Linked DNA regions of Homo sapiens: region 2 is linked to region 1. A link is an interaction called in ENCODE POLR2A ChIA-PET data of the cell type or tissue named here. Cell type or tissue: CD4-positive, alpha-beta T cell. All regions are shown on one strand.

Evidence for each region. ChIA-PET counts read pairs that join two places held together with the same protein. Peaks named below come from ENCODE experiments on the same cell type or tissue, not always from the same donor. Only the 100,000 strongest peaks of a DNase experiment are listed, where the experiment ranks them.
Region 2: POLR2A ChIA-PET joins it to region 1 with 5 read pairs; 6 of 35 experiments call an interaction of 5 or more read pairs at or near these places.

Annotation. Positions count from the first base shown.
Region 1 is chr17:42,247,360-42,249,859 of GRCh38, forward strand. The region is part of intron 1 of STAT5B (signal transducer and activator of transcription 5B); the gene reads right to left. Among named protein-coding and RNA genes, the nearest start is that of STAT5B, 28 kb to the right of the region's middle. In CD4-positive, alpha-beta T cell, no CTCF peak of the experiment used is centred here; DNase peaks (open chromatin) are centred at 522 and 1,432; H3K4me3 peaks cover 1,596 bases; H3K27ac peaks cover 2,500 bases.
Region 2 is chr17:42,405,171-42,407,670 of GRCh38, forward strand. It overlaps CAVIN1 (caveolae associated protein 1), which reads right to left. Exons shown (of 2, transcript NM_012232.6): 2 at 1-218. Among named protein-coding and RNA genes, the nearest start is that of CAVIN1, 17 kb to the right of the region's middle. RefSeq lists an enhancer at 1,141-1,190. In CD4-positive, alpha-beta T cell, CTCF peaks have their summits at 1,053 (motif pointing left) and 1,256; a DNase peak (open chromatin) is centred at 1,051.

The DNA.
Region 1 (2,500 bases):
GAATTAAAATGTTTCATTTTTACTTAGACATAACTTGAATATGTCATTTCAAATAACAAAATAAAAACTGAACTGAATATGTTTTAGTTAAAACAATACAAAACTGAAATCTCCTCTTTTAAGAGAGAAACGCTTCATCAGCTGGTTAGTTCCCTTGTTTGCTTACTGGGTGATATGAAACCCAACTACAGCTTTCCAAAAATAATCCCAAGTTGTGGGGTGTCCTACTACCTGTGTTTAAGTAAAACAAGTCCTGCAGAAAAAGTGGATCCAACGAGTAGCAGGTTTGTTAAGAAGCTAAATCTTGGCCAGGTGTAGTGGCTCACACCTGTAATCTCAGCACTTTGGGAGGCTGAGGCAGGAGGATCACCTGAGCTCAGGAGTTCAAGACCAGCTTGGGCAACATATCAAGGCTCTGTCTTTACAAAGAAAGCAAAACAAAAAGTAGTAGCGTGTGGTGGCGCACACCTGTAGTCTTAGTTACTTGGGAGGATGAGGTGGGAGAATCACTTGAGCCTAGGAGTTAGTAGCTGCAGTGAACTATGATTGCGCCACTGCATGCCAGATGGATGACAGAGCCAGACTCATTCTCTAAAAAAAAAAAAAATGTATGAGAAAAAGAAGAAGATAATTCTGGGCCAGGCACAGTGGCTCATGCCTGTAAACCCAGCACTCTGGGAGGCCGAGATGGGAAGACTGATTAGGCCAGGAGTTTGAAACAAGCCTAGGCGACATAGTGAGACTCCATCTCTACAAAAAATTTACAAATTAGCCCAGTGTGGTGGCGCATGCCTGTAGTTCTAGCTACTCAGGAGACAGGCAGAAGAACTGCTTAAGCCCAGGAGTTTGAGGCTGCTGTGAGCCGTGATTGTGTCGCTGCACTCCAGCCTGGGTGACATTGTAAGATCTTGTCCAAAAAAAAAAAAAAAAAAAAAAATCTTATTCTAATTCTGAGAAGAAATGACATTTAATAAGAGCTCATGTCTTAGCAAATCAAAATGTTTGTCCTGCTGGGGAAAAAAAAAAAACAACAACGGTTATCCAGGTATAAAAAGCAATTACCAGGACATTTAACATTAAGATGAACTAAAATTGTGCACAAAATAATTGTCCACATTTACTACAGCACTCATAGTGGGAGTAAATAAAATGCAATTACTTTTGCTAAAGCAACCTACTTTTTCTGGTAACAGACCGTCTCTCACTATACCTCTAATAGTAGATCTACACACAACTTAGCATGGTGTAGGAACTTGAGTGCATGCTCCTACAGCACACAACAGATGCACTGAAAGGCTCCCACCTCTTAACTAACAGCTTATGCTGCAAGGCATCAGCCAGGATAACGGCAGAGCCCTTCTGTGTATGTGTTCTTTCACAGGCGGCACTGTTACCGGAAGAAGCGAAGAGCAGCGATTTCCTTCCAAAAGGTCAGCTGCCTCAGACAGACCAAACAGAAAGCAGCGAATTCTTGCCAACTTCCCCTCCTGCTTCTGCAGCTAGTACGCAATAGCATTTAGTTTCCAGTAAAGCTCCAGATAAAAACAAAGCAAATGTGAGACCCAGAATCTACACAATGTCAGTGTCTCGCTTGACTGAACGAAGGGCAGTAAGATCATATGGAGCTACGCTTTTTCAACGTGGTGGAAGTGTTAGGAAGGTGAGATTAAACATGAAGAAAAGGTCAGGACTGGAACCATCCAGATTTTATACCAATGTCCAGAAGTCTCCATCTAAAAATAAGATGGTAGGCTGGGTGAGGTGGCTCAGGCCTGTAATCCCAGCACTTTGGGAGGCCAAGGCCAGTGGATCACTTGAGGTCAGGAGTTTGAGACCAGTCTGGCTAGCATGGTGAAACCCCGTCTCTACCAAAAATATACAAAATTAGCTGGGTGTGGTGGCGCGTGACTGTAATCCCAGCTACTCGGGAGGCTGAGGCAGGAGAATTGCTTGAACCTGGGAGGTGGAGGTAGCAGAGAGCCAAGATTGCACCACTGCACTCCAGCCTGGGCAACAGAGTGAGACTCTATCTCAAAAAAAATAAAAAGAAAAAGAAGATGGTATTTTAGAGATAATAAATGCAACAACAGATAAGGTCCCTAGTCAACTGATAAAAAAAGAATAAATTTTGAACTTATTCTCAAAATAAAGTCAAGTCAGTCATTCTGCAACATGCTAGGGCACAGGCAAGGTTCAATGCTGACAACCAGTAGATATATATACAATGAATATATAAGTTTCTTAGATTAGACATGGAGAAAAGACTGTAAAACACATAACAAAAAGGGGAAGAGGATAGAAAATATAATTTTTTTTTTTGAGACAGGGTCTCACCCTGTCACCCATGCTGGAGTGCAGTGGCGTGATCTCAGCTCCCTGCAACCTCTGCCTCCCAGGCTCTAGCAATCCTCTTGTCTCAGTCTCCTGAGTAGCTGGGACCACAGGTGTGTGCCACTATGCCTGGCTCATTTTTTGTATTTTTAGTAGAAACGGGGCTTCA
Region 2 (2,500 bases), 160 kb after region 1:
TCCACGCGCCGCAGGCCGCTGCGCTTGATACGCTCTGCGCGGGACTCCTCAATAACCTCCTCAACCTCCACCGCCTCGTCCGACGAAAGCTCCAGCGCCGCTGCGTCCTCCTCGGGCCGCTCGCCCTCGCCCAGCTCCTCGCCCTCCTTCTCTGGCAGCGCCTCCGACTCTTTCAGCGATTTGCTGATGCTCAGTTTGGCCGGCAGCTTCACTTCATCCTAAGGGAAGAGGAGAAGGGACATGAGAGGCGTCGGAGGAGGCGGATGTGGGCGAGCCTGAGTCAGGGTGGTGACGATCCTGGAGAGAGGGGAGCATGGGACGCTCGTGGTCCCCAGGAAACTGGCGGGCGCTCAATAAATGTGTGTAGGCTCACGCCTGTAATATTAGCGCTGTGGGAGACCGAGGCAGGAGGATGGCTTGAGTCCAGGAGTTCGAGACCAGCCTGGGCAACATATCACCCATCTCCGGCCCCCCAACCCCGCGTCGCCATTCTTTCTCTCTCTCTCTCCTTGTTTTTTTTTTTTTTTTTTTTTTTAAACGGAGTCTCGATCTGTTGCCGAGGCTGGAGTGCAGTGGGCGCGATCTTGGCTCACCGCAACCTCCGCCACCCGGGTTCAAGCAATTCTCCTGCCTCAGCCTCCCGAATAGCTGGGATTACAGGCGCCCGCCACCACGCCGGCTAAATTTTGTATCTTTAATAGAGACGGTGTTTCTCCATATTGGTCAGGCTGGTCTCGAACTCCCGACCTCAGGTGATCCGCCCGCCTCGGCCTCCCAAAGTTCTGGGATTACAGGCGTGAGCCACTGCGCCCGGCCTCGCGCCGCCATTCTCTAAAAAACATGTGTGTTGAACGAATGGTGACTAAACAGACCGCGGGAGCAGGGGACCAAACTTCGGGTCGGAGATGGGGTTGCGTAATAATTGCACTTGGGCTAAAATCTCTGTGGTCGTCCAACCCTGTCCTGATCCCTTTCCACCCGTAGATGATATTAAACCACTACGGCCCTCGGGAGACACAGCTCCACTTTGGAAATGGGCGGAGCGCCCTCTGGTGCCGCAAATCGCACACTGCCCGAGCCAGGCCGAAAAGCAAGTGGTGGGAGTGTCTAAGTTGAAAGCGGGTAGGGGTTTGAGCCCACAGCTGCACCTACCCACCCAAGCAGGTAAAGTAAAGGAAGTGCATTTCCTAGACTCAAGCTATTTCTTTTTTTTTTTTTTTTTGAGATGGAGTCTCGCTTTGTCGCCCAGGCTGCAGTGCAGTGACACGATCTCTGCTGACTGCAACCTCTGCCTCCCAGGTTCAAGCAATTCTCCTGCCTCAGCCTCCTGAGTAGCTGGGACTGCAGGCATGCGCCACCACACCTGGCTAATTTTTTTGTATTTTTAGTAGACTCGGGGTTTCACCATGTTGGTCAGATTGGTCTCGAACCCCTGACCTCAAATGATCCACCCGCCTTGGCCTCCCAAAGTGCTGGGATTACAGGCATAAGCCACTGCTCCTGGCCTCAAGCTATTTCAGAACCAGCCTTAGAGATGGAGAACTGTGGTCCACCCTCCCCCACCTCCACCTTCTTTGACTCCTTCATACTGTTTGGCTCCACCAGTGGTCATTCTCCCCCTCCCCCACATTTAGAAATTGATATTGGAAAGAGGAAGAAGCTGGCTGGGAGCCACGGACATGTTTTCTCCCCAGTCTGGACATTTCTTCTGGTTGTGACTTCCCTACTTTGGGATAGAAGAGAGATTACTTTTCAATTCTTGCTTTCCCTACCCCCTGCCCCCAGCACAAAGCCTGAGCTCAGGGGTCTAGGAGTAGGATGGGTGGTCTCAGATTCCCCATGACCCTGGAGCTCAGAACCAGTTCTTTGCTTTTCTGTCTTCTCCTTGGAGGACTTAGCACCAGAACTGCTTTCCATTCCGGGAAGATTTTCCAAGATCTTGACTCTGGCCAACATTTCAGAATCTCTGGATCACTCCCTCCCCCACCTCCACCCTCATCAGAGAGCAGGGGAGGCTGAGCACAGAAAGGGAAAGGGCAGACCAAGATCATCAATAGGATCTCTTTGGCCCAGACTCCCTTTAGTGACTTCAAATGAAGGAACGAGAGATAGTCGCTTTTCTAAAGGGTTTTCTGAAGACCATTTCCCAGAATTATAAGAAAAATCCTGTCCCCTAAGAAATTAAGGCAACATAAACTGAGTCCTCTCACTGACACCACACACACACACCCCTATACATAGGCTGCTCGGTATCTCTGCACCACCTGCTACAGAAATTCCTTCCCCAGCCCCCAACCTCTTTCCTCTTCCCTCCCATCAACATCCCCCCAGAGTTTCCTGGTTTACACTGAAAACTAGGAACACCCTCTCCCAACTTCCTTCCCTTCTTGTCAATAGCATTAGCAGGGACAAAGAGGGAATGCTGGCTCCACCTCTTCTCTCATCTGGGCATCAGCTCTGCTGGGCACCAAGCCACCTCCAGCTCTCTGTTACCCAACTA